3 separate regions of the Homo sapiens genome follow, and all the other regions are linked to region 2. A link is an interaction called in ENCODE POLR2A ChIA-PET data of the cell type or tissue named here. Cell type or tissue: PC-9. All regions are shown on one strand. Each heading gives the region's core, and the rest is flanking DNA. Links, peaks and the distances in the headings are about the cores only.

Evidence for each region. Peaks named below come from ENCODE experiments on the same cell type or tissue, not always from the same donor. Only the 100,000 strongest peaks of a DNase experiment are listed, where the experiment ranks them.
Region 1: POLR2A ChIA-PET joins it to region 2 with 5 read pairs; 2 of 35 experiments call an interaction of 5 or more read pairs at or near these places.
Region 3: POLR2A ChIA-PET joins it to region 2 with 5 read pairs; 1 of 35 experiments calls an interaction of 5 or more read pairs at or near these places.

What each region holds. Positions count from the first base shown.
Region 1 is chr10:125,617,301-125,628,027 of GRCh38, reverse strand. It overlaps a transcript of TEX36 not described here. Among named protein-coding and RNA genes, the nearest start is that of TEX36-AS1, 48 kb to the right of the region's middle. In PC-9, for the core only: no CTCF peak of the experiment used is centred there; no DNase peak of the experiment used is centred there.
Region 2 is chr10:125,227,585-125,238,311 of GRCh38, reverse strand. LOC105378541 (a long non-coding RNA gene) reads right to left here and starts at 9,795. Exons shown (of 4, transcript XR_946434.3): 1 at 9,566-9,795; 2 at 7,879-7,985; 3 at 6,323-6,571; 4 at 4,276-4,502. RefSeq lists enhancers at 6,048-7,247, 8,352-8,866, 9,705-10,727. In PC-9, for the core only: no CTCF peak of the experiment used is centred there; a DNase peak (open chromatin) is centred at 6,641; H3K27ac peaks cover 1,922 bases.
Region 3 is chr10:125,690,569-125,701,295 of GRCh38, reverse strand. It overlaps LOC283038 (a long non-coding RNA gene), which reads right to left. Exons shown (of 5, transcript NR_033848.1): 3 at 2,109-2,172. Among named protein-coding and RNA genes, the nearest start is that of TEX36, 13 kb to the right of the region's middle. In PC-9, for the core only: no CTCF peak of the experiment used is centred there; DNase peaks (open chromatin) are centred at 6,295 and 7,785; H3K27ac peaks cover 331 bases.

The DNA of each region.
Region 1 (10,727 bases), core at 3,120-8,119, 390 kb before region 2:
TGTAGGCATACTAAATTTGGACAGGCAGTAAATTGTGACTCTGGTCTTACAGTCACTTCAGTTAGCCTGGACAAGTCTCTTAATCTCTCATTTGGATAATCTTTGAAGAGTCTCCTGTGGCTTTGATATTCTAGGTGTTACCGCCTGGCACCTTCTCAAATCCACCAGTGAGACTGACACCCTCCTCTGGGCTCTGCAGTGCCCTGTGCTGGCGTCTGCAGCTCCCAGAGCTCTGTTTTATCCCTTGGTGTCCCAAGGACTCACGCAGACCTGGATGTTTCTCAAGGATAAAACAGGAATGGTGTCCCCTGGAGTTGTACAATGCGATGGCATTATTTATTTGTATATTTGTTGAACAAAATATTAATTGAACAAAAGACAATACATTATGCCATAGTTCTGATTCAAAATATTTGTTTCACTCTTTTTATTAAAATTAAGATAAAAAAGATCAGGATTGTTTTAGAATAATGTAAAATGCAATGCTTAAATAGAAAATGACGTTTTAAATTAAAGACATGCTTTCAAGAACTTAAGTTAATAGATTTTTTTTTCTGAATGACTTTAAGCATGACTTAAATATTCTAACAGGCCAATGGTTTATTGATCAGAAAAACTTAGGCATTAAATTACTGGCTGAATACTGCCCTAGGAATCCCATTTGTCTTTAGATTATAGGGTGATTAATTTGATAAATAGCCAAGATATATTTTCATCTCTGTAACATCTAAAAGCATAATCTAATGCTCATTGTTCTTCTATCCAGATATGTTCTGAAGTAGTGTGTCTGACAGCACAATTAAGCATTTAAATATTTCACAAGTGTCAATATGCCCCAAAATCAGATTAGTGAAAACATCTCACTTACATGTATTTAAAAAATCTTTTTCTCTCAAGGTTCTTCTCCTACGGGAGATACAACACTTAGCAAATCCTGTTGACTCTGGAAAGTGGCAAAGAAGGATTTAAATTAATCCAGTGCTTGAGGTGGGACCTGGGGCAGCTTTCCAAGATCCTGTTATTCTTTCATTTGCAATCCCACCAGCCCCCTCCGGAAACTCCCTCCTTCCCTTTTCAGTCTCCTCTCTTCCATTTCCCAGGCCCCAGTGGGAAGGAGCCTCCAGGAGGTCGTGCTGGAGGGAAGTGCAAGGCCATTAGACGTCTCTGACTTCCTGCCATCCCGGGTTAGACCAATAGAAACCTCTGAGTAGCTTGGTTTGTGTGCAGGTTTCTTGCACTGCTGGGATGACTGTAGTGTTCGGTGTTGGATTTAGTGCTCTCCTGGATCCCATTGCTTCCAGCTGCTGGTTCCGAGTTCCCACCTCCCCAGAAAGCCCTCCCTGATTGCCCTCCTTCTCCCCACTTCATGGCCTCTGTGTCTGCTCCATCATGGCTTTAATGCCTGGGAGAATTCTCTGGTTTGACATCAGCCTTGTGCAGTTGACTGTGAGCTCTCCAGGGGAAGGAAAGGTCTTTTTCTTCATTATATCTTCACTTCTGTGTGGAGCAAGCATTCACGATGTCTGTTGGATGAGGAGTAAATGAATGAATGCACAGACAAAGAAAGGAAATGAGATAACATGCATGAAAGTGCTCTGTAAACAGCACAGCACCACAGCAGGCACATGAGCGTTAATGACTATTCTGTCAACATTGGCCAGTCCTGATGCCAGGCCCAGGATATAGGGGGCACTCAGCACCCTCTGTGGAAAGTGAAGGCAGGAAGGCTGAATGGGGAGCCGACTGTTGCAGGTTGGGTCCCCAGCAAGCCGAGTCTGAGGTGGAGTTCAGTGTGCAGGTTGTTTACCAGGGAGGGCTCGTGGGACCGAACTTGTAGAAGGGAGGAGGAGGGAGCAGGACTGGGCAGCGGCAGAAAAGTGGCTTCTTGGCTGACCCCAGGGGTGCTCTGAGCTAGAATGGCCCTTCAGAGTTGTCCTGAGTTGGGCTAAGATGGCCTGACCTTTATCACCTGCACTGGTCTGTAACCTTGGGTGAGGTCGTTCTCTGCAGCCGTGGTCCCTGAAGGTGTCTACGAGAGCAGGTGATGGGTAATGCCTCCTTCATGGCAGGGGGCGGTCTGGGCGGCACACCTCGGTGTCCACTATACCAACTCCGACAGAACCCATGACCAGAGGGAGCGTGCTCAGAGTTGAGGAAATCCTTCACCTGTAGCAGCGGTGGCATCGCTTGGAGAAACATAGCCCGGTAGATACACAGAAAGTATTTGCCACGAAAGTGGCTCTGCACTGGGTCAGGTGCCAAGACTGAAGAGTCCAGGGCTGCGCCTCTGGGGTGTTGGCAACGTTCTGTTCCTTGCTCTCTGTGAGAGGTTGCATCTAGTTGAACACGTATGACATATTTATGGTTCTATATCTATGTTATGTAAATTACATCTCAATAAAGTTGTTAAAATTAGTTTATTTATAACAACTGTGTCATGTTTCACCTTCCAGTCTGCCTCTTATTTCTCCTTTTGAAAGAGAACATGTCACTGAGGTTTTACTACACACAATTCTGCCAACCCCCAGATGGAAACTAACATTTTTAGACTAAACTATGAACTGATCCAGAACATCAAAATAACCTTTGGATCAAATCTGACTTTTACCTTCAATTTGGGCAACTCTCTGTCTTCTACTCAAACCCTTTAATGGCCTTCCATGTCACACTGCACACCCACAAAGTAAAATTTGTGGATTTGGTGGGGGGTGCTAAACTATTTTCAGTTCCTGTCACCAAAGTTTAATTGAACATTTACTTTGTGCTGGGCCTGGAATTGGGCTCTGGGCTTAGACCCAGGGCTGAATAAGGCAGTCCTGCCCAGGAGGGGCTCATGTCTGGTGGGAGATTAGGATGCACGCATATCGTCTGCGTGTCCTGAGAAAAGCTGAGTGATGGCTGAGCCAGGGGCCACCTGGAGTACTGGGGAGGTGCAAGAGTCAGCACGGACTTTCTGGAAGAGGTGTTGCCCTTGCCAGATCTGGAGAGATTGCCATCTCAATTGTCTGGCATGTCTCCTGGAAACTTTGTTTTGCTTGTATTTGTTCTCCAGAGGCCAAGGTCACCCTGGCCTCCTCTGCAGTTTTGGCTCCTGTGTTGACGGCTCTTGCCTTTGGACATCTGTGCCCGCCTTTGTGCCCCTTCCTTATCTCTTTATGCAAAAAGATGGCTTGTTCTTAGGTGGCTGTGCTTGCTTGCGGAAAGGACAGTCACTTTCCCTGGGATCTGCCCCCGAGCCCCCTCTCACAAAACCCTCTGTGCCATTTCCCCAAGTGCGCTGGACAACACTCCTTTAAAATTCATACAGTTTCTGTTTCTGCTGCTGCTTTCAGGCCTTTTTTTTTTTTTCTGTAGAATTATACATCTCATGAGTATTTGGTCATCTTGAGGAAGGGTCATTCCCCACCTCCAATGAAGATGAGCTCACCAGAACAAGCTTGGTGGGGAGTGTATGGAGACCTCTGGGGCTGTATGGCACCTCTGACTGGCTATGACCAGCCCCACCAGTCATGACCCATTGCAACTCTTCCTCAGGACCCTCTGATCTGTTTTGCAGGACAGGGTTGAGAATCAAATCCTTTGGTCTGATTCAGAGCCCAAACAGGCTCAGGACTGGAGGACATGAGGATGTCTGCCCCTGGGTTTCCCCACTTTCTTCTCTGGTCTCTGACTACCCCCAACACTCAACCTGTGTGGAGCCGCACCTGCCCCGAGCTCAGAGAAAGAATCCTGTCAAAATTCACATGAGCATCGGTGTCTCTCACTGTCATTTGGGAAGTTCTTAGGGGGATAGTGAATGGCAGGGAGGTCTTGGGAGAAGATCAAGAGATTCAACAGCCAGAATGTGTTTTGCTTCCACAAACACTAAGATTAACTTGCCTTTCTGAGCCTGTAACAATTCACAACTGGGAGAAGGGATTCAGGACTGCAGTTTGTCCAGCTTAGAATCAAAAAGTTACTGCAGATAAATCTGAAAGCAGAGACATAGAGAATTAATGATATCAAGAGGGAAAAATTATCAACATCTTAGAAAACCTCCCAACCTGTCCACACGGGTTAATCCCACTAACGCTCACACGTGTGTCCACTCTGAGGTGAGGATAAGATGATCCCTGTTACTATGTCCCATGCCCTCTTTCCAGAGCTAAAACAAAGAGGCGACTGATTATTTATAGATTCAAACTGCATAGACAGCCATTCAAAATAATTTATGTCCAATCCTTTCTTTAATGTGTTATTAAATCCCTGGGTACATATTTGCTGATACAACATTCACAGTGAGACTTCGAAGAGCCAGAATGCCTTCGAATAAAGTGCCTTTCTCACACTTACAGAGTCTCTTCAGACCTACCCATCAGTCCCGTACAGGGCCTCGCACCTTCCTGTCTTGGGGCTGTGCAGGGTTTGGTTGATCAGGGACTAACAGGAGACTTTTTTTTTTTTTTTTTCATTTGGAAACCAGTCAATCCTGGGGATATTTCCGAGTCAGTTTCATGTTACACATATTACTAAACAGTCATGAGCTAATGCAGAAAGACAAATCTCTCCCAGTGTTTCTGTGCTAAATGTGATGGTTATGAACACGAGGTATCAATTTGATTGGATTGAAGGATGCCTAGATGGCCAGTAAACGATTGTTTCTGGGTGTGTCTTGGAGGGTGTTGCCAGAGGAGATTGACATTTGAGTTGGTGGACTAGGAGAGGAGGACCTACCCTCAATGTGGGTGGGCAGTATCCCATCAGCTGCCAGAGCAGCAGTGAGCTCATGCTCATGGAATTCACTATTCTTACCATGTTCTCCACCATCCTGAAGCAGCTGGATTGATAGAACAGTGGAATGGCCTTACAACACCAACTAGGTGATGATACTTTGCAGGGTTGGGGCAAAGTTCTCCAGAAGGCTGTGTATACTCTGAATCAGCCTCCAATATATGGTACTCTTTCTCCCATAGCCAAGATTCACAGGTCCAGGAATCAAGGGATGAAAGTGGAAGTGGCACCACTCACCATCACCTCTAGTGATCCACTAGCAGAATTTTTGCTTCCTGTTACTGTGACACTATGTTCTGCAAGCCTAGAGGTCTTAGCTCCAGAGGGAGGAATGCTGTCACCAGGAGACGCAACAATGATTCCATTGAACTGGAAGTTAACACTGCCACCTGGCCACTCTGGGCTCCTCCTGCCTCTAAGTCAACAGGTTAAGAAGAGAGTTCCAGTGTTGGTTGGGGTGATTGACCTGGACTATCAAGATGAAATCGACTACTACTCCTCGATGAAGGTAAGGAAGAGTATGTGTGGAGCACATGAGATCCCTCTGGGCGTCTCTTAGTACTACCATGCCCTGGGATTAAGGTCAATGGCTCTACGACCATACCACACTGAATCCATCCCATCTCGTCTGATCTTGGAAGCTAAGGCCAATGGGAAACTACAGCCTAATCCAGGCAGGAACAAATGACCCAGACTTTCAGGAATGAAGGATCACAGTACCAGGTGAAAAATCATGATCAGCCAAGGTACTTGCTGAAGGCAAAGGGAGTACAGAATGCGTAGAAGAAGGTAGTCATCAATAACAGCTATGACCACGTGACCAGTTGTAGAAATGAAGACTGTAATTGTCATGAGTATTTACTCCTTATTTTGTTAAAAATATGTTTGTGCATGTATACACCTGTACTAAGGAAATATCTTCATTTTATTTCTTTTCTTTTTCCTTTATCATGTAACATAAAATTTATTGACTTCATATCAGCATTTAAGCGTTGTTTGTCTTAGCATTTAGGTTAAGGATTAGTGTGCTTCTTGTTGTACGAAGGATAGCTGTATTATGTTAGGCATAATTACGACCTTATTATTGTCTTTATGTGGAGATTAAGTATGATTTCAGGACATGTGTATGGGTGCCCAGTTGACAATGGGTAGACTTGTGATGGTTAATATTAGGTGTCAACTTGATTGGATTGAAGAATGGCTACATGGGTGGTAGAGTATTGTTTCTTGGTGTGTTTGTGAGGGTGTTGCCAGAGGAGATTGGCATTTGAGTCAGTGGACTGGGAGAGGAAGACCCGCCCTCAATGTGGGTGACAGCATCCCATCTGCTGCCAGTGCGGCTAGAACGAAGCAGGTGGAGGGAGTTGGGATGATCTGGCTTCCTGGGTCTTCTGGCTTCCTTCTTTTTCCATGATGGGTGCTTCCTCCCACTCCTCCTGTCCTTGGACATCATACTCCAGATTCTTCAGCCTTTGGACTCTGGGACTTGAACCAGTGGCTTCTGGGGGGCTCTTGGGCCTTTGGCCACAGATGGAAGGCTACACTGTTGGCTTCCCTGGGTTTGAGGCTTTCAGACTTGAACTGAGCTACTGCTGGCTTTTCTCTTTCCCAGTTTGCAGATGGCCTATCGTGGGACTTCTCTTTGTGATCATGTGAGTCAATTCTCCCTAAAAAACTCCATTTTATACATACATATATCCTATTAGTTCTGTCTCTCTGGAGAGCCCTGACTAATATAAGTGGAAAAGGCAATATCAAAAATTACACACTGGGAAGATACACACCACACCAGCACATGAAAACATGTCACTAATCATTAGGGACATGCACATCAAAAGCAAAATGAGATATCAGCTCTCATCTGTCAGGATGACTACTATTAAAAAAAAAACAGAAAATGCCAAGTGTTGGTGAGGATGTGGAGAAATTGGAGCCCCTGTGCTCTGCTGGTGGGAATGTAAAATGGTGTGACTGCTTAACACACGATGGCTCCTCAAAGAACGAAAAATCGAATTACCACATGACTCAGCAATTCCGCTCCTGGGTATATATCCAAAATATTCTTTGGATAGCTATTCTATATACTCAGAGTGTATATATCCCCAAATAATATTTTGAATATATACCCAGAAGATACTTGCAGGTATTTGGGGATACTGTATCTGTATACCCATTTTTATAGCAACACAATTCACTACAGCCAAAACATAGAAATAAGTGTCCATTGATGGATGAATGAACACACAAAATGTGGTCTATCCATACAATGGAATATTATTTAGCTTTAAAAAAGGAAGGAAATTCTGACACATGCTACAACATGGATAAATCTTGAGGATATTATATTAAATAAAATAAACCAGCCACAAAAACACACATGCTATATGATTCTACTTAATTGAGGTTCCCAGAGTAGTCAAATTCACAGAGATGGAAACTGGAATGGTGGTTGCCAGGTTCTGGGGGAGGGAGGTCTGAGGAGTTACGGTTTAATGGGTACAGATTTTCAATTTTGCAAGATGAAAATGTTCTGGAGATGGGTTGCATAGCAATGTAAATAAGCTTAACACTACTGAAGTATATATTTAAAAATAGTTAAGCTGACACATTTTATCTTATGTGCATTTTACCACAATTAAAAAAAATTGACTTGTGATTGCCTTCTGGCAGCAACTGTCACTGGCTCCAGCTAGTGTTCTGGCCTGGGGTGTGTTGTGAGTCCTTGACTGTATCTTCCTGATCCCTGTTTGCCATGGTCTGACAAATCAATGCTCAACACATCTTCACTGAATGTCAGAGGGAAAGAGGGAGACAGAGAGAAAGGGAAGAAGGAATGAACAGAAAACTCACAAAAGATAAATTACAAATGGACAGTAGCCAAATGAGGAAATGTTCAGCTTCACTAGTAATCAAAGAAAAGGCCATTAAAGCAACAATGAGTTTCCATTTCTCTTGACAAAATGAGCGAAGATTTTTATTATTATAATTTAAAACCTAGTGCTCGCAAGGATTTGTTGAGATGGGTAACTTCAGACAGTGCTTGTACATTTCTGGAAGGAATGTAGTAGTATATCTCAGCAGCCCTGTAAATGTTCATAGCTTTTGACCCAAGTAGGACAAATCCTAGGGGACTGACAAGATACTCAGACAAAGATTTAGGGGCAAAGATGCATGTTACAGAGTTACTTAAAACAGCTCAAAGAGCAAAGCTAAATACCTGGCAAAATAGAGAATGCTTAGGTACAAGATGCAACATTATGTAGCTACTAATAAATCATATTTTACAAGAATATTTAATGATGTGAAAAATTTTTACAATGATACATGCACCTAGGTGATATATAGATGTATATATATATATGCACACATATATATATATATTTATAAATAAATAGTAAAAAATGGTCGGGCGAGGTGGCTCACGCCTGTAATCCCAGCACTTTGGGAGGCGGAGGCAGGTGGATCATGAGGTAAGGAGTTCAAGACCAGCCTGGCCAATATGGTGAAACCCCGTCTCTACTAAAAGTACAAAAATTAGCTGGGCATGGTGGTGTGCGCCTGTAATCCCAGATACTCGGGAGGCTGAGGCAGGAGAATTGCTTGAACCTGGACCCGGGAGGCGGAGGTTGCAGCGAGCCAAGACAGCGCCACTGCACTCCAGCGTGGGCTACAGAGCGAGACTCCGTCTCAAAAACAAACAAACAAACAAAAAACAAATTACTTCACCATCTGAGCTTTCAAAAAGTGCTTGGAGACACAAAATGATGAGGCATAGTCCGTGTTCTCAAGGAGCAGACGGCATGGTGGTGGAGACCTCTACTATGAGGAGAGGGGAATGTGGGTGGTGGTGTTGGGGCAGGGACCAGGGATGGAGCCCTGCAGAGGTGGTGCCTGCACGGCTTTGAAGGATTTGCACCCTTGCCTCTGCTTCCCCTGAACTTGGTGGTGGTGCCTCCTGTTGATTTTGTTCTTTCCCGCCATTGCTTGCCTTCAGTGCTCTGTTTCTGTGATAGGTTTACAGTGCTTTAGGGTTTATTTTCTCCACGATCTGTCTTGGTGCAACTCAACCAATAACGGATATTCTCCAAGGCTTTATTTTTATTTTTATTTTTTTATTTTTATTTTTTTGAGATGGAGTCTCGCACTTTCACCCAGGCTGGAGTGCAGTGACGCGATCTCGGCTCACTGCAAGCTCCACCTCCCGGGTTCATGCCATTCTCCTGCCTCAGCCTCCCAAGTAGCTGAGACTACAGGCACCCGACACCACTCTGGGCTAATTTTTTGTATTTTTTTTTTTTTTTTTTTTTTTTTTTTTAGTAGAGACGGGGTTTCACCGTGTTAGCCAGGATGGTCTCGATCTCCTGACCTAGTGATCCACCTGCCTCGGCCTCCCAAAGTGCTAGGATTACAGGCGTGAGCCACCGCGCCTGGCCAAGGCTTATCTCTTTAACACCGTCACTGCAGCAGGCTTGGGAGTCAGTGTTTAAGTATCCCTTGGCTTGCATCTATTCTGACAAAGATAACCTTTCTTGGAGATCAAGGTCTGGAGGGTGGGCAGGACCTGCACTAGCTGAAGGCCATGGTATCAGGAACCTAGGCTGTGGAGCTGGGAGGCAGGCACCTCCATTAGGAAGTGGGAAAATGTGACCCCTGACCCCCGAGCAGCCTAACTGAGAGGCACCCCCCAGCAGGGGCAGACTGACACCTCACACAGCCGGGTACTCCAACAGACCTGCAGCTGAGGGTCCTGTCTGTTAGAAGGAAAACTAACAAACAGAAAGGACATCCACACCAAAAACCCATCTGAACATCACCATCATCAAAGACCAAAAGTAGATAAAACCACACAGATGGGGAAAAAACAGAGCAGAAAAACTGGAAACTCTAAAAAGCAGAGCGCCTCTCCTCCTCCAAAGGAACGCAGTTCCTCACCAGCAACGGAACAAAGCTGGATGGAGAATGACTTTGATGAGCTGAGAGAAGAAGGCTTCAGACGATCAAATTACTCCGAGCTACGGGAGGAAATTCAAACCAAAGGCAAAGAAGTTGAAAACTTTGAAAAAAATTTAGAAGAATGTATAACTAGAATAACCAATACAGAGAAGTGCTTAAAGGAGCTGATGGAGCTGAAAACCAAGGTTCGAGAACTACGTGAAGAATGCAGAAGCCTCAGGAGCCGATGCGATCAACTGGAAGAAAGGGTATCAGCGATGGAAGATGAAATGAATGAAATGAAGTGAGAAGGGAAGTTTAGAGAAAAAAGAATAAAAAGAAACGAGCAAAGCCTCCAAGAAATATGGGACTATGTGAAAAGACCAAATCTACATCTGATTGGTGTACCTGAAAGTGACAGGGAGAATGGAACCAAGTTGGAAAACACTCTGCAGGATATTATCCAGGAGAACTTCCCCAATCTAGCAAGGCAGGCCAACATTCAGATTCAGGAAATACAGAGAACGCCACAAAGATAATCCTCGAGAAGAGCAACTCCAAGACACATAATTGTCAGATTCACCAAAGTTGAAATGAAGGAAAAAATGTTAAGGGCAGCCAGAGAGAAAGGTCAGGTTACCCTCAAAGGGAAGCCCATCAGACTAACAGCAGATCTCTGGGCAGAAACTCTACAAGCCAGAAGAGAGTTGGGGCCAATATTCAACATTCTTAAAGAAAAGAATTTTCAACCCAGAATTTCATATCCAGCCAAACTAAGCTTCATAAGTGAAAGAGAAATAAAATACTTTACAGACAAGCAAATGCTGAGAGATTTTGTCACCACCAGGCCTGCCCTAAAAGAGCTCCTGAAGGAAGCGCTAAGCATGGAAAGGAACAACTGGTACCAGCCACTGCAAAATCATGCCAAAATGTAAAGACCATCAAGACCACGAAGAAACTGCATCAACAGACGAGCAAAATAACCAGCTAACATCATAATGACAGGATCAAATTCATACATAACA
Region 2 (10,727 bases), core at 3,784-8,783:
CCCTCTCCTCTCCTTTAATTACACATAAGTTTGACCTTTTCATCACCATTTCCTTTATTTCTCTCATGTTTTTTCTTTATAATTTTCACCCTGTTTGCTCTTCAAGATTTAGTCTGAATATTTCTTACTAATCTGTCTTCCAGGTGACTAATCCTCTCTTTAGTGTGTAAAATTTGCTAGTAAACATATTACATTTTAAATTTGTGTTATTGGCTTTTTCAGTTTTATACTTTTTATTTGGTTCTTTTTATAAATTTCAGTTCTCTGAAGAAATTTTCCATCTTATCTTTTTTTTAATATATCGATTACAGTTAATTTAAAGGTCCATGTATAAAAAGTGCAACATCTGATTTACCTATGGGTCTGTTTCTATCTTCCGATTTTTTTTTCCCCTCTTTTGATACTGTTTTTTGGTATGCCTAGAATTTTTGTTGTTTTTTTTGTTTGTTTTTTTGTTTTTTTGGTTTTTTTTTTTGAGACAGAGTCTCACTCTGTTCAACCCAGGTTGGAGTGCAGTGACGTGATCTCAGCTCACTGCAACGTCCGCTTCCTGGATTCAAGTGATTCTCCTGTCTCAGCCTCCCAAGTAGTGGGGATTACAGGCACCTGCCACCAAGCCTGGCTAATTTTTGTATTTTCAGTGGAGGTGGGGTTTCACCATTTTGGCCAGGCTGGTCTCGAACTACTGACCTCAAGTGATCTGCCCGCCTTGGCCTCCCAAAGTGCGGGGATTACAGGCATGAGCCACTGCACCCAGCCTGGTATTCCTAGAATGTTTAATTGGGAGCCAGATATGGTATATGAAAAATGGAGAAGGTCAGGATAATGATGTCTTCCTCCAAAGAAGCTTCAACTCTATCATCTTTCAGAAAGCTAGAGTAAGAGCAGATGGCTTCCAATCCAGTCAGTGACATTGTTGACCTGAGTCTGAGTAACAGTCTTTCTAAAGCTCTAGTTCACAACATCTACAGGTGTAACCCTCTAGGTGTCCAATTCAGAACCTTACTTACTGGGAGTACTTACTAGGAGTAAGTCAGCTTGGAGTACTTACTAGGGCCCCTCCTCCTAGGCAGCTCCTGAATTCAAATATTTATCTCTCCAGCACCATGAAACTGCCAATAACTTACTGTTTTCTCAGCCACTTTTTTCTTGGATTCCTAGCCTCTTGCCCTGTGCAACTGTGACTTGGTAAACACCTAAACGTGAAAAACATCACATACTGGGTTCACTTCCTTTCACTTCCCTTCTTTCCATGATTCTGACTGTCTATGTTCTGGTTTACCTAAGTAGCCCCAATCTCCAATTTTGTTTCCCTAGCCCTGCAAGATTATAAAAATTCGACTGGCTTCTCTGCCTCTTAGCAAGGACCTTTTACCAGACTTTTCAGCCTCTTGTCACAAGCAAACGTCAATAAATCACCCCAAAGTAAAAGCAGCATATAGAATGTTGAGCTAAACTCAACGGCGCCTTCACACTCCAAGATGTTTGTCTCTCAAATCTTGGCTATCATGGCAGATCTGCAATGCTTTCAAACAGATGTTTTTGGTTTGGGATTTTTATCTAATTTTGTATGGATTTTCTAGTTGTTCTCAGTGGGACCGTTGGTCTAATATAAGCTTCTCTGTCATACACAAAAGGCAAAAATCTCATTAAGTTTTATTTCAGCATGGAATTCAGGATCCAAACAACATAACCCCAACTATTCTTACTAATTTTACCTCCTGCCTTCTCCCTACGTGGGCTATGGACTTTGCTTTTTCTCCTCTCAGCATTCGCTCCTACTGTTTCTTTACCAGAAATGTCATCGCCTGCCAATCCCACCTGTCATTTTCCAAGACTCATCAAAAATATCACTTTTTCTGTGACTCCTGTCTTCATCCTACCTGCAGAATGTGATCCTTTCCCTCCCTGACCACCCAGCACTGATCTGCCACTGCCTTGTCTTTGAGACATTGTGTTCCTGTCCTGTAACACTAAGCTTGGACTTAGATCATTCACATAGGCTTGAGGGCAACATTACCTCATTCAGATCTATGAATCAACTTGAAATTTAATATATCTGTAGTAGTCAGGAATCTTGGATTTAAGGGGCAGAAACTTAAATCAAATTGGCTTAAGCAAAACAGAAAGGAATATAATGGCTCGAATAACTGAAAACTCCAGATATAGCTCTACTTCAGGCACACCTGGATCCAAGAGCTCAAATTATATCTATAAAAACCTGTATTTCTATATCTTTCTGTTTTGCTTTCTCTCATGTTGACTTTATTCTCTAAAAACACTTCCCAAACAGAGCAGCACTCCCCAGCAAGGGTTTCCGAGCTGCACCACGCCATAGCCTCCCAATCATTAACATCAGAGGAAAAGAAAGAACACTTTCCAGCAAGTGCTCAAGCAAAAGTTCTGAGATGCATTCTGATTGGATGAACTTGATCACATGCCCATCCTAGATCAATCACAGTGATCAGGGAGATGATATACTTTACTTGCATGTCCCAGGTGAGGTTGGATTATCAACGCCATTCAAACCAGGAGGATTAAGAATGGAGAAATGGTGTTCTTCTGAGAAAATTTAGGGACCTATTATCAGAAAACAGTGATGGCTGCATGCTGACAAGGCAGAAACCACATTCTTTCATTGGGGTGACAGCCTATCAGGAAGGATATTATCTAATCCATTTCATGAATTACTCCTGGAGACCCAGCTGTTCTAATGAATTGAAAAAACAACAGCCTTGTGGCTCACTTTCCAATGCTGGCATCCCACAGAATTCCACCCAACGCAAATCTGATACTCTGCAATCTGTCTTACTGATAAAGCTTCTGAAACCTTCTGTGACCATGATTCCTTTCACAATGCAACTACACCAGCTCTTTGCAACAACCACTTTTCCTACTCTTCTTCTGAATTCATTACCCTACCTTGACTGAATCACCCTCAACAGATGAAGAATCTTGGCTGTCAGTTCCTCCCTAGTGAGGATTACCTGTGGTTTGGGGAGGAGTTGGCAGCTTCCTCCCCAGGGAGCTGTTCCCTTTGTCACTTATGGTTTCTGCTCCTGGGGTGGGGGCTGATGCCAACACTCACCGATGGGAAAGAGGCTCAGTTACTGCCCTCCAAGGTGTTGGTGACCCTGCCTCTTCTGCAGGCTGCTAGTTTCTTTCCGGAGTGATATCCAGCAGCCAGCCTACTGTAGACAACACAGTTTCAGCCCTTCTTGCTGAGAAGATGTTCTACTTGAATGCTGCAACAAGTGCAGCAGATGTCTTAAAGTACTCTGCATGTTTTGCCAGGGAAAATGCTATTTTTAAGAGGAATAGACGGTCATGTCAATGTGCATAACCTTTGATACAGCACCCCTGTTTCTAAGAATTTATCTTAAGGAAATTATTATAGACACACAAAGATACATGCAGAAGGATGTTCACTGAAGCACTGTTCTTAATAGCAAAAAGTTTAAAAAGGAAAGGGCCTAAATTTTCATCAATATCAAAAAGACCACAGAAATGGTGATCTCAGCTGAGTCATGGGCCCTTTTGCAACCATTGAAAACCATGTGCTTAGGCTGGGCATGGTGGTTCATGCCTGGAATCCCAGCACTTTGGGAGGCCGAGGTGGGCGGATCACTTGAGGTCAGAAGTTCGAAACCAGCCTGGCCAACATGGTGAAACCCTATCTCTACTAAAAATACAAAAATTAGACGGGCTTGGTGCTGGGTTTCTGTAATCTCAGCTACTCAGGAGGCTGAAGAAGGAGAATTGCTTGAACCTGGCAGGCTGAGGTTGCAGTGAGCCGAGATCGCACCACTGCATTCCAGCCTGGGTGACAGAGCAAGACTCCATCTCAAAAAAAAAAAAAAAAAAAAAGCTAAAATATTCACTAACTTGGAAAAAGTGGTATAAAGTGTTCAAAGTACAGTAAGAGAGAAAAAAGGCTAAAAATTAGTATATCCAGCTTATATTTTTTAAAAAGATTAATCTTGATGTACAAATTCACCTAGAAGCAGTTCTAAGAAGATACACACCAAAACACTAGCTGCGGTTATTGCTGGGTAGTATAATAACAGTTGATTTTTGGCTTTTGTGTATGAAGAACCATCATCTCATTTCCTTCTGAGTGAGATGGGAAAACTTCTACACCCTTCCAAATAGCCTCATCCACATCAGCATCAGACCACAAACACAACATCTGTTTTAAAGAAATTTGCTTCTGTTAACTGGGCTCCAAAGAACAATTGCAATTTTTTTAAAGCATGAGTATTAGCCCCGAACATGGTTTTATTGGTGGCAAAAAAAAAATTTTTTTAATGCTATAATGCTGGGAAGGGACCAACTTTCAAGACCAGAAGCAGGCTTCTGAGGCCAAGAGTCCCAGCTTGAACATAAAAGCCAGAGACAGGCCTCCCGTTGGGCTGGTATTTGAGGCAGCTCCTCTTCAACTGCTGGGCTGCTGGGAGATTTCTCTCCCATTTCCGAAACTCTGAAATGATGTTCCATTATCTCTATAATACATTTTCAAAGGACAAAATACGTGACAAAGATGAGGCTCCAAAGGTCCCTTCCAAACCCAAGGTCTGCTCAGAGATGGTGCAAATCGAACAGAAAGTTTGGCCAGAAAACAAAAGGAGGTGAAGAAGGAATCCGGGTCTTCAGGTGGCTTTATGCTGTAACCCACAGGTGATAAAGGCACCAGGCAAAGATTTTGTTCGCATTTAAATATGTGATTTTCGCTCTCCCTGGATCCCTTTATTGTTTGTTTTTCCTGCTTCTTGCTACATCTTAAATTTGAACATTATTTTAAGCAAAGTTGTTGTATGTTAATTTACTTTACCAAATACACAACCATCTCCAGGGCTGACATGATAGATGGAAACTGCAGTGGCTATTGGCCCCAAAGGCAGTCATTTGTGTTTTGAAATTCCTTAATTATATATGTACACAGCGCCTCTAATAGCCCCTGCAGAGGCACCAGGCCCGGCCGGAGTCCCTAAACACTGTCACACAAGCAGGAATAAAAACTTACAAAGGAAGAGTTTTAAATCAGTGGTGGGAATAAATCATGTTTTTAAAAATCTGTAATGTCAAATATAAGACATTCTAATCACCACATCTATAATTACAAAGCAGAGTAAATCACTAAAAAAATTAAGTGTCCTCAATATGATAAAGAAGAATAATTAACTTCTAACGCAAAGCTGGCATCCTGATGCTGGATGACTCAGGCTAACCCTTAGGAAGTAAGGATGACAAAGGAAATCAACTTTCAAAGCAGTGAGGAGACTGCCGATGGCTTCAGGAGGGGCTTGTGTCTTACTATTATACACAGCAAGACAAACAAATGAGCCACTGAAATGATCACGCATATGCAAGGGCCTCTGTGTAAATACCCAAACTTTGAAAATAAAAAAGCCTTTCTGTTTTACAGTGTACACGCTTGATGAAGAAGTAGCATGTACGTCTCTTTGCATGCACAAAGCATTTCCACAGAGCGCTATTGGTGTGGGCTCATGAAGCCCAGAGGCCCAGCTGGGCATACAGCATCATCCAAATTTTACAGAAGAGGAAACCAAAACTCAGTTGGTGCCTGGTCTATGGCTCCATGGTCAGAAGTAACAGAGCTAGGACCAGAAATCCAGTCCTCTGAGCTGTTATCCTGCAGTGCAAGGGCCTTCAATGCAAAGGATAGAAAAGAAGCCATGTGGAGGTCACCTGCGCCATGGGGCATTGGCCCAGGTAGGATGCAGGCAGGGAGGCCCACAGGGCTGGCACCAGAAACACTGGCCAGCCACCACTGGAATGGCCCAGTGAGAAGAAGCGGACACCATCTGGAGCCCAAGTCCCTACTCCTGCTGGTGGTCCCAACTCTCTTCTAGGGAGATGGCAGCAGCAACCTGGAAACAGATCCCAGGCTTGCCATTGTCCCCTAGGACACCTTGGGCAGCATGCTTAATGTTTCTACAAACAATAGTGTCCCCTTCTTGGCAGGCAGGCTAATACCTGCCCTGTGTAATTCACAGGATTGTTGTGAGGATAAAAACGAGGAAATTCACGCCTAGCACGTAAGCCAAGAGGAACTGCTGGTTTCATCGGAAGAGAAATGGCAAGTAATGAATTAAGCATATGAAAGTGCCTGTGAACTGTGAAGTGTTCACACATATGAGGGCTGTTATTATTATTCCTCTAACAAACAGTATTGAGAAGACAGCACAGCACTGGACTAGGTTCTCTAGGGGATGCCAAGTGTTGGGTGAGATGAATTCCCCATCCTTAGGGAGCTTGGGCTCTAGAAAAGCTTCAAAAAATTAAATGAAAATGGCCTTACCCACGTGAGAGTCAACAGCGGCAGAAACCGCAACCCCAAGCTCTTTGTGAGGGCTACAGGAAAATATCTGAAAGGGCTTCGGAAGCGCAGGGAGAGGTCCCAAGAGCTGAGGGTTTTTGCAAGGAGGCAGCACCTCAGAGGTCATCCAGGGTCTCAAGGGTGGTCCAGGAACCAGCAGCATCAGCAGCGCCCGGAGCAGGCCAGCCGTGCAGAATGTCAGGCCCCGCCTCAGACCTGCTGAGTCAGAATCTGCAACGTAACCAGATCCATGGTGATTCATGTCCACATTCCAGCTTGAGAAGCCCTGGGCTAGTGGATCCCAATTGCTTGAATTCCAGACTGGCTGACCCACCCAGCCTGGTGGAGGAGCTGCCCTGGGAAATCCACCCCACTCGACAGCCTCCCCATGAGGCCCCTGCCCGGAAGGGCTCAGCAACTCTGAAGCAGCCGCTCTGCCATGTGGGGTTCTATCCTATGCATTTGATTCAAGGCTTATATCTGAAGGCTCCATTCTCTGGCCACAGCATCTTAATATTAATAGGCCTCTCCCTAGCAGCAGTTACAGGGACCTCTGCAACCCTGGCTTCAGCTCCTTCAGAGGCTGAATGCCCGGTCATTGCACGGGGGTTTCCCATGGTCTCCCAAAGTAAGTTTTGTATCAGCTACATGGCTTATATGCTAAGTCAGACCAACCCAAACACACCCTTCAGGTTTGGTGAGCAACCACCCGGCTGTTCTTGCATGATGCAGTAACCAGCAGAAACGCCATTTTATCTATGGGCAGGAGGACCCTGCCACTCCAACAGTCAGTGACCCATTCAAAACCTGCACTCTTTAGTGACAGAGCTGGGGCTGCGATCCTGGTGACTGCTGCCCATCAGCACCCTCTGCCTCCCTTTGCTTCATAGTAAGATGTAACGTCTACCACAGCACGGTGAGAGGGTGGAGCGCCTTCTGTCCACATGGGCTCCGGCAGCCTGGCAGCTATGGCTGGGATGTCTAGGAGCAGCCTGCAGGGAAAATGGGCTCCAAGAACATGCTTTGAAATAACTAAAGGGGGCCAGGCATGGTGGCTCACACCTGTATTTGGGAGGCCGAGGTGGGTGGATCGCCTGAGGTCAGGAGTTTGAGACCACCCTGGCCAACATGGTGAAAACCCGTCTCTACTAAAAATACAAAAATTAGCTGGGCATGGTGGCAGGCACCTGTAATCCCAGCTACCCAGGAGGTTGAGGCAGGAGAATCGCTTGAACCCAGGAGGCAGAAGTTGCAGTGAGCTGAGATCATGCCACTGCACTCCAGGCTGAGCAACAGAGTGAGACCCTGTCTCAAAAAACATTTTTAAAAATAAAATAACTAAAGTGACCACGATTAGACCTCACACCCATGAGGATGGCTGTTATTTAAAAAGAAGAAAAAGAGAAAGAAAACAGCCAGTGTTGAGAAGGATGTGGAGAAACTGGAACCCATGTGCATTGTTGATGCGAATGTAAAATGGAACAGCTGCTGTGGAAATCAGAATGGCAGTTCCTCAAAAAAAATAAACATGGAATTACCATATGATCCAGCAACTCCACTTCTGGCTATAGACTCAAGGAAACTGAAAACAGTCTTGAAGAGGCATTTGTACACCCATGTTCACAGCAGTATTATTCACAATAGCCTAAAGATGGAAACAACCCAGACATCCACATGTGGATGAATGGATAAAGAAAATGAGGTACATACATACAGTAGAATAGTATTCAGCCATAAAAAGGGAGGAAATTCTAGCACATGCTACAACATGGATGAACCTGGAGGGCATTATACTAAGTGGAATAAGCCCATTACAAAAGGACAAATACTGCATGATTCCATTTATATGAGGTCTCTAGAGCAGTCAAATTCATAAAGACAGGACATAGAATGGTGATTGGCTGGGCTGGGAGCAGGAGGGAATGAGAAGTGAGGGTTTAATGGGGACAGAGTTTCCGCTTTGCAAGATGAAAAGGGTTCTGGAGATGGATGATGGTGATGGTTGCTGCGAATACACTTAGTACTACTGAACCACACGCTTTAAAATGATTAAAATGGTCAAATGTTAGGTTTTGTAAATTTTTTAAGACTTCATGCAATTTTTTAAAATCTGAAAAATGGTGTTCAGAGTCTCACTTGTCATCCTGTCCACATGTGCTTTGAGCCAACAGCAGCAGGTAAGAAGTGTCCATGCTGTGTGGAAGACAGTCAACTGATTTAGGAGTTGGGAAAGTTCAAGTCCAGACTCATCTCCCTTTGATGCCTCCATGAATTTGGATGAGACCACCTGCCTGCCTTTTGGAGCCTCATTTCAATTGCAGCCGAAAGCATTTGACAATCCCTATTGTCCCTGCCAGATTTCCAGTATCTGATGCTTCTCCCCAGAGCTCAGTGGTTCCCGCATTAGTTTGCACGGAAAGCTTGTTACATATTCAGATTCCTGGGTCCCAATCCCAGAGATACCGATTCAATCAGGGTCTGGAAATCTGCCATGCAACAAGCAGCCCAGGTGATTCTGACGCAAGGATTCCTCAGAACACCTTAGGAAACACTGCAGTGGGTCACTCCTGGGCTGTTTTACTGTTATTGTACAGTTTGCTGGGGGGAAAAAAATGCAGCCATTTACTAGCTGTTTGACCTTAGGTAAGTTACCAAATCTCTCTGTTCCCCTAGTTTCTTATTTTGCAAATGGGAATTACAACAGCACTGATTTCATAGATTTGTTGTGAGACTTCAATAAAATAAGTAAGTTCAAGGAAATAAAGTGCTTGGAACACTGTCATAGGGTGAGTCCCATGAAACAGACTGGGAGACTCTGAGATTTGCAGGCAGGAGGCTTACTTGGAGTGCCCTCGGGGGTCGGTGCCTATATGAGCTGGGGGTTGGACTGTAGAGGAACCTGAACAGTGATAAAATTGCTACAATGGTCTCAGATGAGCCCCTGTGAAGGTCTGGGGCTCTGATGATCCTTCAGCCAAACTGAGGTCTTTCTGCCTCTCCACTTATGGCCCAGTCATTGGGTGCAGCTACAGCTGGGGAGTCCTGGGAAATTTTCAGACAGGAGTGAGCTGGGAGCCTCAGCTGGCAATTTCCCTGGCTTGCTGTTAAGGGTCTCTGGGCAGCACCTCCCAGCATCCACTACCCTGTGCCTGCAGGTAGCGGGCACTGAGGAGACACCCATGCCTCCCCTGACTCCCCACTGCTTCCCACTGCCCGCGACGTCACCTTCCTGTGCACGTTACCCCACTGCTTCCCACTGCCCGCGATGACACCTTCCTGTGCACGTTACCCCTTCCTGTGCACGTTACCCCTTCCTGTGCACGTTACCCCACTGCTTCCCACTGCCCGCGACGTCACCTTCCTGTGCACGTTACCCCACTGCTTCCCACTGCCCGCGATGACACCTTCCTGTGCACGTTACCCCTTCCTGTGCACGTTACCCCTTCCTGTGCACGTTACCCCACTGTTTCCCACTGCCCGCGACGTCACTTTCCTGTGCACGTTACCCCTTCCTGTGCACGTTACCCCACTGCTTCCCACTGCCCGGGACGTCACCTTCCTGTGCACGTTACCCCTTCCTGTGCACGTCACCCCACTGCTTCCCACTGCCCGCGACGTCACCTTCCTGTGCACGTTACCCCTTCCTGTGCACGTCACCCCACTGCTTCCCACTGCCCGCGACGTCACCTTCCTGTGCACGTTACCCCTTCCTGTGCACGTCACCCCACTGCTTCCCACTGCCCGGGACGTCACCTTCCTGTGCACGTTACCCCTTCCTGTGCACGTTACCCCACTGCTTCCCACTGCCCGCGACGTCACCTTCCTGTGCACGTTACCCCTTCCTGTGCACGTCACCCCACTGCTTCCCACTGCCCGCGACGTCACCTTCCTGTGCACGTTACCCCTTCCTGTGCACGTCACCCCACTGCTTCCCACTGCCCGGGACGTCACCTTCCTGTGCACGTTACCCCTTCCTGTGCACGTTACCCCTTCCTGTGCACGTTACCCCACTGCTTCCCACTGCCCAGGACGTAACCTTTCTGTGCACGTTACCCCTTCCTGTGCACGTTACCCCACTGCTTGCGGTGACCTGGAGAGAGAAAGAAAGATGACCCCTTCCTGAGGCCCGTTAGTGCAGACACACCTCAGAGTCCTGAGCAGGTCAAGGCCTGCCCCCAGGAGGTGAACCTGTTGTCCCTACCTGGTGACGGATGGCTACGGCCTTAGCGTGCATACGGCCAGGTGTTCACTCCCTGCTGAACTCACTCAGTCCTCTTCCCACTTCCTCGCTGCAGTTATTCCCCGTCGTACACAAGAGAACACTGTGGCTTCGAGAGGGCCAGGGCCTTGGCCAAGCCCACAAAGGTCGAACATGGTGGAACTGCAA
Region 3 (10,727 bases), core at 3,280-8,279, 460 kb before region 2:
AAAATGCCAAAGAGCCTAAATATGAATACTTCGTATATTGATGTTCAGGCTGTAATTAAGCCATGACAGAGATTATTACTTTGGATGTAAACACTATCAAATTTTCATTGGGTGAGTTCTTTTTAAATTAATGTTGAGTTATGTTCTGTTTATTATCCTGTTTGCCTTACGTTTCCTGTCGTTTTCCAGTTGTCTGCTTGAATTCTGTTTTTCAATAGTGATTTAGCAACTGATAATGTATATTGATTTCAGTTTTGCTTCTAATTTACATTTGTATCTGTTTGGTTGATGTATTTGGCTTAATCATTTTATTTTTATAAGCAGTTGTACAATTTGTTAATTTAGCTAGATGATTAAATTTGGCTTCTAAAGAGTTTGTTTTAGAAAATAGTCCCTGAAGTAAATTAGTGTTTGGCATTTCCAACATGTCAAAGGAGCTGGTCTCTTAAAGATAACTAGAAATGTAACTCTGAATTCTTAAAAGTGGTTTTGTAATTTTAAACCTCTGACTATATGGAGCTGTATATTCCAGTAGGTGGTGCAAATCGACTCCATTTCAAATGGAAATGTAATTTAAACTTGTGATGTAACTGTTTTCACTGTAAAAATAATATTTCAACATGTTTCGCAACTGCAAAATTATTTTCCTCTCTTTCTAAAGGAAGCTTGATTTACCCTCTCAATGCTCATTTTTCTTATGGTTTATTCCTCAGGTATCATTCTGATCATTGTTGTTACAGGAGAGATGAGAGGAAGTTAGAGGGGCTAGAAGAACCAGGAGACCTGTTGAAAATCATGAATACAAAGAGAGGTCGTTTGCTTCTGTGCTTCAATTCTATAATAAAATGAGTACAATGTCAGTATCAGTGTTCTAATAGTTTTTATATCCAAAAGATGAATTGAATGCCATGTTTTGTCTGTTGTAAAACTTGAGGTTATTTCACTTCTAGGAGTCTGATATCCTCACACAAGCACATAAAATATGTATACAAGGATATTCACCGCAGCATATTTTTAAAATTAATTTTTTTCTTTCATCCCAGTCATATATGTGCAGCAAAGTAGGATGATTAAGAGCAGGGCCTCTGGGCAGCTGCCTGAGATGGAGGCCTTACCACGTGAGTATCTCTGTTTCCTTTTCTGCAAAATGCAGATCCTCACAGGTAGCGCTACTGCATCATGGCATTGATAGGAGGATTAAATGAGCACATATGTAAGTGTGCAAAGCATGCCTGGCAGGTCGTAAGCACTGTATCAGTGTTAACTGTACCTCTAAAGTAAAATAGCACTGAAAGGATTGCAGTGAGAGGTAGCATTCTCTTGCAGTATTCCTCCAGCCCCCGAGTATCACTTCCTGGTGCTAAGCACTCACAACCCCTCTCCACCCCTGCTCCTGACAGTCACCACCATAACTTTAAATAGTATTCTTACACAGCTATTTTTTAACCACTTTAACTATTTTAAGTGTCCAATTCACTAACATTAAGTACATCTACAATGTCATGCAATCATCACCACTATCCATCTCCAGAATGCTTTCATCTTCATAAACAGAAACTCAGTCCCCATTAACCAATAACTCACCATTCCCCTTTGTCCCCAGGGCCTGGTAACCACTACTCTACTTTTTGTCGCTATAAATTTGCCTATTTTAGGTATCTCATGTAAGTGGAATCGTATGATATTTGTCCTTTTGAGACTGGGTTATTTCACTTAGCATAATGTCCTCGAGTTTCATCCACGTTGTACAGAATTTCATTCCTTTTTAAGATTGAATAATATTCTATTGTTTTTATATGTAACATTTTGTTTCTCTTCATCTGTCGATGGACATTTAGTTTTCTTCTGCCTGTGGCTACTGTGAATGATGCTGCTATGAACATAGGTGTACAAACATCTATTCAAGTCCTTGTTTTCAGTTCTGGGCAGCTATTTTTTGATGTGTCTGTTCTTACATTATCTTTTTACTTCTAGGCACGGTAAATTAGATAGACAAGGACTTAAGCATAATCAACTCCCTGCCTTTCTACATACACTCCCAGTCCCCACTCCCACATAGCTTTGGTTAAAAAAACAGTGTTTTCTCTATCGAATGTAAGTTCTCTTACCTTCCCTGGGATGGAAGGGACGAGGAAGGAGATGGTGTTCCTGGAATCCAGGGAGAACTGGAGCCTGGGAAGAAGCAGAGGGAAGCGGAGATGACGAGCAAGACTGCACCGGATGCCAGAGCCTGAAGGAAGCAGGGAAGAAAGATGCTGGCCTTCCTCTCCTTTCTCTGCTCCATCTCTTATAGCTCAAACCAGCTTGAAAGCCAGAGGGCAAAGCAGCCCAGGCCATGCATCCGCAGGGCCCAGGAAGATGAGAATGGACCAAGGAAGGAGGCCAAATGGAGCCCACCTGCACCCTTTTCTTCCTGAACTGTCCTCTCCATCGCCAACTCCCTGCCAGTACCCATGGCCCCTGCTGCCAGCAGGAGGACACCTTCCCTGAGAGCAGCCTCACTGTGCACATGGACCTGGCAGGGAGGCTCACACACACCCACACTCAGAACGAGCACAGAAGCTTCTCCCAAGGCCAGATAGAAATGGCTTTTGGATTACCCGCCATTTGGGCAGATTATCTGCACCACTGCTTCCGTCCATTACTGAGGAGAGCCTGGAGGTATCTGGACTGTCCTTGGTGTTCTGGGATGACCTTGTGGAGAGCTGATTACAGTCTGTGTGCGGAAAAAGAAGACGTCTGCCTGCCATTCTTTTCCTCACACTGGTTCAGCGACGTTTGATCTCTGGCCTGTGGCTGGAACCCATATTAAAGAGCCTGTCATTGCTTGTGATTTTTCTTGGAAGACCAGAATTCAGATTGGAGCAAGGCTTTCCATCAGAGCTGTAGAGAATCCATATTTGCCTTTGAGCCTTCCCGGCTTCAATTTAGTACTTGAGACCCCTTCTCCATAGCACTCCTCTTCACCCTCATCCCAGCTACGTGCCCCCTGGCTGTGCTCCCCCACCCCCAAGCCATTAGAAGGGCAGCTACCAACACAGCTGTAGGTGTCTGAGCAGAAAAGAAAATGAGAGCGAGAGGCAGCCTCCAAGGAGGTCAGGACATGCAAGAGTCGGTGGATACGCCAGTAATGGGAATTCGGGGTCTTCCTGGTGGGCTCCTTGGATTTGCACAGAGAACATGTGCCTCTGCCATAGCCTCCTCTCATGTCTCAAAGCCCTGACTCCAGGACTCACTTCCAGAGCCTCCAAGCTGTACCGCTCCCCTAGCTCTAGTCCTACCCATTTCTGATGTCCTGGGCCCTTTTCTCCTTTCTTCAACCACCACTGCATTCCCACATAGGCACTATCGTTTATAGATGAGAAGCTGATGCATGAAAAGGTTAAATAACTTGCCCAGTATGGCACGTCTAATAAGCGGCAGTACTAGGGTGCAAAACCAGGCTGGCTACCTCCAAAGCTTGTGCTCTTACCTGAGGGTAACTCTGCCTCCGGGGCCATTCCTCGATGGGTTCCCAGGGCTTTGGCTACTTGCTTCCTTGCTTGCTTTCCTTCTTTTTCTTTCCTTTCTTTCTTTCTTTCTTTCTTTCTTTCTTTCTTTCTTTCTTTCTTTCTTTCTTTCTTTCTCTTTCTTTTTCTTTCTTTCTTTCTTTCTTTCTTTCTTTCTTTCTTTCTTTTTCTTTTCTTTTCTTTCCTTCCTTCCTTCCTTCTTCTTTCTTGCTTTCTTCTTTCTTTCACTTTTCTTTCTCTCTTTCTCTTTCTCTTTCTCTCTTTTCTCTTTTTTTTCCTTCCTCCCTTCCTTCCTTCCCTCCCTCCCTCTCTCCCTCCTTCCTTCCTTCCTTCCCTCCTTCTTTTTCTTTCCTTCTTTCTTTCCCTTCCTTCCCTTCTTTTCCTTCCTTCCCCTTCCTCCCTTCCTCCCTCCCTCCCTTCCTCCTTTCTTTTTTGAGTCTCCTTCTGTTGCCCAGGCTGGAGTGCAGTGGCGTGATCTTGGCTCACTGCAACTTCCACTTCCCAGGTTCAAATGATTCTTGTGCCTCAGCCTCCCGAGTAGCTGGGATTACAGACGTGCACCACTACACCTGGATAATTTTTGTATTTTTAGTAGAGACGGGGTTTCGCCATGTTGGCCAGGCTGGTCTTGAGCTCCTGGCCTCATGTGATCCGCCCACTTCGGCCTCCCAAAATGCTGAGATTACAGGTGTGAGCCACTGCACCTGGCCTGTTGTTTGCTTTCTAAGTGTTGGGAAATATTCCTGCTGTCTAAAGAAATAGTGAGGCATTAGCATTCAGGTGAGTTTTGTTTTCAAGTATGACTTATTATATAATAATAACAAATTATTCTGAATGTGCTTTTTAAACATTGTTTTACTGCACTGGAGATTGGGTTAAAACAGAGGTTAGCAATTTTTTCAGACCGAAGAGTCCAAGTGCACTGAAATCCAGAAAACATGGTCAACAAAGTTGCCAGATGAGAATGCTGATTTTTAACAGAAAAATAAACAATTGCATATGAATGATACTGATATGGGGATGATTAAGGGAATATACTGAATATGGAACCTATCAATTTTATTCTATGAAATTGAATTGGTGGGGCCTTTGCCTTTTGCTTTTTCAAAGTTTTCATAACTTCCTTACCATGCCTGTCAGACCCTAAAGGGAGTGACTGGGCCCTGTGGGTAACAGAGGAGCTGGTCTTGTCAACAAAAAGGAAACTACACTCAGGACAAGAAGGGGTCGCTTGGTCCCTGAGGTGTGCATCTGGTCTGTCTGTGCCAGGTGGAGGGAAAGCTGAAATTATAGGATGAGCGGTGGGGCTGTCGTGAAGGCCCCAGGATTTTCCAAAAGAAGTCCTTTCCCAGGAGGAACAATGGTGCTTTGCAGGTGACATCAAACCCAAAGTGGGTGGGCTGGGGTTGGAGGGTCCACAGGGACCAGGGAATTGGAATTCCCCCTCTCCTTTCCCCACCCACATTGGGGCTCAGCTTCCCACCTGCTCTCCTGGAGACAGTCAATACCAGGAGACCCTGTCTTGCAGAGGCTAAGCATGGTAGAGGACTGAGACATGCTCAGCATTGGTGGACAGCAGGGGATGGGTCAGAAACATGGGTCAGGGAGAGACATGTGGTCCTGGGCTTTGGAGGCTTTAGCCTGGACTCTGGTAGGAGTCTCTGATCCTGGGAGAGCAGAGCCTGTTTTTTTCTTTCCCTCTACCCTCCAGTGGCCCCATCTCTCTCTTTCCCACTGGAAAGAAACTTGTCTAGTATGGCACATCTCCATAGCGTCCTCTCACACTCAGCCTGGGAGGCCAAGTCTTCTTTCTTTCCTAGCTTCTCCCTCAATCTTCATTCCCTCTTAACAGCAAGAAGGAAACTTTATTGGTTGATGTGCAGAAAGGTTCAGAGGTACTGCCGGGTTCAGGTGCAGGTTCAGCTGGAGTTGCCAGAACCCAAGACCCCTCAGCTCCTCCCACAGCCTTCTCCAAGAGTTGGCCTCATTCTCGAGGCATGGGCGTGGGAAGGTGGCAGCAGAAATGCCAGCCCATGTGCTTTTAGATTCAAATCTGTCAGGAAAGATTGAGATTCTCTGCCCAAATAAGAGTCTAGAACGGAGTTTAATTCGCTCTGATTTGGGTCATGTACCCACGGCAGAAGCAAACATTACTGCCAGGGGAATGGGCTGCTCTGATTGGCTGGTATTGGAGCAAGGGCAGAATCAACTCCACTTAAGCCATATGGAATGACAATCAGGAGAGATGGAGAGACAGCTATTGTTGGAAAAAGAGGGATGCTGGATGCTGGAGAGGCAAGCCCCAAATGGCCTCCATGCACCCAGTTCCTCCTGCCTCCGAGTCCCCCATGACTGCCCTGTAAATTCAGATCTGGCCCCTGTGACCCAACCCTGGTCTGGATCACTTGGCCAGTGCCCTTGGCACCTGCCTTAACCCCTTAGGTAAGAATCTGTCAGGCTGTCTATTTACTGTAAAAATTAGCACTGGATACTAAAGAAATCATGCCAAAAGCTTTCAATAATGGAGAAGATTTATATGTAACACACACACACACAATTTATTTCTTTTGAGTCTGATTCCTGAGGGTGGAAGCTTTGAAAATTTCACGACTGTGTTTAGAGGAACCCATAAAGACACTTTAGCTGGTCATGGCCTTCCTGCTTAAAGATCTTATCAGGAATTTTACTGGAACTTGGAGGTTTATTATTACTCATTGTTTGACTGTAAGGCTTCCCTCTTAAGAGTCTGGGGTGAGGCCAAGCACCATGTCTCAGCATTCTTTAAGCTTTCTATGATTTCACATTCCATAGTGCAAGGCTTATTAAAGTGGATTCCATAGGAGCTGACAGGAAAGCTTCTCTGCCTGCCACAGGGTGGAATGACAGTGCTTCTGTGGAAATGTGGATGCGTTCCTCGGTCAGGATTTGAACCCTTGAATAGGGATCACCTATTATGCACTGTGGTATTTTAAGCACCTGACACAATTTGGAGGATTGCCGGTGGAACACGTTTTTGGAACACATGCAAATTTATGATTTGACCGTCAGCCAGTCTGGTCGTCTCTATTCTTTGCAGACCACCTCTAGTTCTCTGGGTTTTGTAGCTTAATTTATACAGCCTTCCAATTGTCTGGGTCTTGAATTGCCGCAAGACATTGATCATACATTACTTGGTTTGCCATACCTTCTTTTTAAAAAATCGTCAAATTTTGTTTCTGACCACAATACAAATATGTTCCTTATGGAAATTTGGAAACGCTCAATGAAGAAAAAAGAAATAAATAATTCTAAATATTTGTGTAATCTGCAGTTTTCCCATAATATGTGGATATATATTTACAAAAAGGATTATTCTATTTATGTATTTACTTTTCTTTTTAATTCTGCAGTTTTAGTTACTCAAGGTCAATTGTGGTCCAAAAATATTACAGTATTTTGACAGAGAGAGAAAAAACACATTCATGTAATTTTTACTATGGTATATTGTTATAGTTGTTCCATGTTATTATTAGTTGTTTTTAATATCTTACTGTGTCTAATTTATAAGTTAAACTTTATCATATGTATGTATAGAATGTATAGTACGTATGTATAGAAAAGAAAGTAGTATAAACAGATGTTCCTCGACTTACAATGGGGTTACATCTAGATAAAGTTATTGTAAATTTAACATATCTTAGGTTGAACACCATCGTACGTCCAGGAGCCTGCTGTCTGGGTATCACTTTTGCACCACTGAAAAGTTGAAAACTCACAAGCGGAATCATTCTATGTTGGGATCGTCTGTACCACGCGCGGTTTTAGGCATCCACTGGGGTCTTGGAGCATTTCTCCCTTGGATAAGGGGAGGACTACTATAAATTGTTTCAATTTTTTTCCCTAACAAATGCTGTAATGAGCATACTTAGGGATAAATCTTTGTGTGAATACTTGGGTATTTTCTTGGGGTAAATTCTCAGGAGTAGAATTGCTGGATCATAAGATATGGATATTTGTAAGGCTTTTTGGGAGCCACTGCTACCCAATTACTTTTTGCTGCCAATAGTAATTTCTTAATTCTTTGTCCTAATGCCAGGCCTGGCAGCTCCAGTGAACAGTGCCTAAAGTGAGAGCCAACCTCTGTAGGTGAGACTTCCTGCTACAGCGGCTCTTTGTTCTTTACAGACGAACTGGTCTTTCAGGGTCTATTCCTTCCCACTGCTTCTCATTCAAATGTCTCCTTACATTGGGGTGAATGCAATCTCCAATTTGAGACAGTGCCTATTCAAGAAGGCAGTGCGTCTGTCACTCAATTACTCAGCTTTCGATCTCGTGGGTTTTCTACTGGACAATCCCTGAAGGAGGGCCTGTAGGTAAGGACTTCCCTACGTGAGAGCAAGACCTTCTCTCCAAAGGCCAGTGTTAGTAAGGGCCCTGGCATTCAGAACTACGTATTCCAACCACACAGGTTAATTTGTCTAGACAATGGCTTGGTCTCTAGAAATGGCCATAAGGATTTTCCTGGGAAGTGAGCTGAGGTGTTTCAGCAAAGCAGCTTTTTAAAATTGAGGGCCAATCATTTATTATGGCCTTTTCAGATGCCAGCAACAATTGGCCAAAGTAGGAGATGCTTGCCGGAATGTCCCTGGGCCGGCCACGCAAAAGTCATAGTTATTCTGGCCAATGGGAGTGATTGCTAATTTGCTCTCAGGGCCCTAACTGGCTGATGGTACAATTACGTGCCTACTATTTTAAGGCTGCGTTTCTAGCCCCAGCCTGGCAGGCTTTCTTGAGACATCTGGCAACAATGATCAAAATGCCTCTTTTTTAAAGGAGGCTCACAATCGATTCATCTATGGACTCACAAGGACAGGCTCATTTAGTAAAGCCAACATGTTTCAAAGAAAAGTATATTTTCATTAACTAGCCTCAAAGCAGTAATTATATGTTCAGAGAACACAGTAAAAATTTATTTCTAAATATTTGGTGGTGAAAGGTTGAAGGCAGTGTGTGTGTGTGTGTGTGTGTGTGTGTCCAACATGTTGCATGTGTTTTAAATAAACCCAGCATCTTCCCCTCAAAAAGGAAGCAGGAAATACAATCGTAGACTTTGAAATTTAATTTTTAGCAACAGGATGTGTTTCTAAATACCACTAACATATCAAAAGGAGAATGTGTAGTTAAAAGCTTTAAAATTGTTATCAAAGCAATTGCAAAGCAAATGAGGTACCTTTCTTCTTCTTTTTTTTTCCCCAAGGATGGTGGTGTCTGAACATTGAAAACCAAATCTCCACTGAGGATCAAAAGCAATGGTGGTGTCTTTTTGCGTGAGATGCAGCTGAACTTGGATGCTCTCCCTGATCTGATTCACAGTTTATAATCACAGTTATCACAGAACCATTAAAAGCCTATTAACTTGAATTCCCACAATTCCTTGAGGGCAAGGGCAGAGAGAGAGCAAAATAACTTTGAATATAAATGTAACACAACATTCGAAGGGAGAGAATCTCTTTTAATTATGCCAGTGAAGGAAGATGTCTTATGGATGCATCTCCCCTAGCAGATGGCTGATGAAAGAATACACATGAAGTCTTAGGATGCTCGGGATGTTATGAAAATGAATTCTCTGCAAAGAGACTTTTAAAGCATAGGGAAGAGTGTGCAGACCTCTTCCTGGGAGGAGGAAGCGTAGAGGACTTGCTAAAATGTGTGGCTGCTGGTTGGGTTGGCTGGATGGACACTGTACCGTGGCGAAACAAATCAGCCTGAAAAGAAGCCTCAGCCACATTCTGTGGAAGCAAGAGCCCAGTGAATATTTGGGCTATTGTCATGTGAGAAATTTGATTTCATGTTTTTCCACCCTTCAGTGACTTCGCTGACATTTCCCCTAACAATGCTATTATGTGCTGTACCAGTAAGACAGTGTCGTCAATAAGCTGTCTTGTGACTTCAGATAAAATGGAATGTTCTTATCTCACCGCAGAACAATTAGACACATCAAATTACTTAAAAAAATCATACAGTAGTGAGCTGTGTGCATACCAATGACAGACTCTGTCCCCAAATCTCTGGGCCCAGCACGGTGGCATCAACACCTCCACATTGGGATGCTGGCGCTAAATAGTCCCCACATGTACTTGCACGCCTGGAGGCTGGACTTGACCTTGCCGTGCTGTTTGTAAAGGAATATTGGAATCACCTGGGGAGGGAAGGCACACATACACGCACACACAGTCTCTCTCTCTCAGTCTCTCTCGCTCTGCTGTCTGAAATAACTAATTCCAATCAATCCACCCTCACCTTAAATGCGTTCTTCCTGCATGAATTACCCACATTCACTGCCCAGCTTGATCTCGTTTCCGCAATGGATAAAGCAAATGACTCAGTCCAGAGGGAGTGGGTTATTGACTAAGTGCTTAATTAGGCGCACAGCTCTTATGTGGTCGTTCTTGTACAGTCAAAACGACTGGACCGTGGCATGGCAAAACCGTGAATTTGGTTTACTCTCATGTGCCTGGGCCACAGTTGAATCAATGGGGCAGCAATCTAAATTAAACATTAAGACAGCCACACCGCAACATGTTTATGTAACTCTGCAAAGAAACAGCGTGTGTCTCAGGATCCTCCAGGGTAAAACATTATCCACTTCCCTACTTGCATATCAGGCACACAGGAAGGTGGGTATGGTACAGTCTAGAAAGGTTTTGAGCTCCTGAGGGAAAACCTTCTAGGTAAACACAATGCAAACTGACTCTTTTGGTCCCTGACTTTGGCTTCTGAATCTTTAAAAGTTTAGCAGTACAGTAACCGCTGTCCAATTAAAGGTAGCAGGTTGAGAAAAGGCTTCAGCGCTTATCTGCAGGTGCAAGGTCAAATGTGCCCAAGGGGCACTGGCAATCCGTTGTCCTTCCCTTAGAAGAACTGAGGTGGTATTGACCTAGACACAGCCCAGGTGCCTCTCCCGATTCTATAAGGAGACGCTTCTCAAACTTTAATGAGAGCATGAATCACCTGGAGGATCTTGTTAAAGCACAGATTGTGATTTAGTAGGTCTGGCTGGGGCCTGAGATCCTGCATTTCTAATAGATTCCCAGGTGATATTGATGCTGCTAGTCCCAGGTCCACAACTGGAGCAGGGAGGTCCTTGAAGGAGGGTTCCCTTACCTTACAGCCAAAGCAAACATGAGGGGGGTAGGAAAAGAAAAAGACAGCTGATGGTTTGGTGACAAGATGCACTGA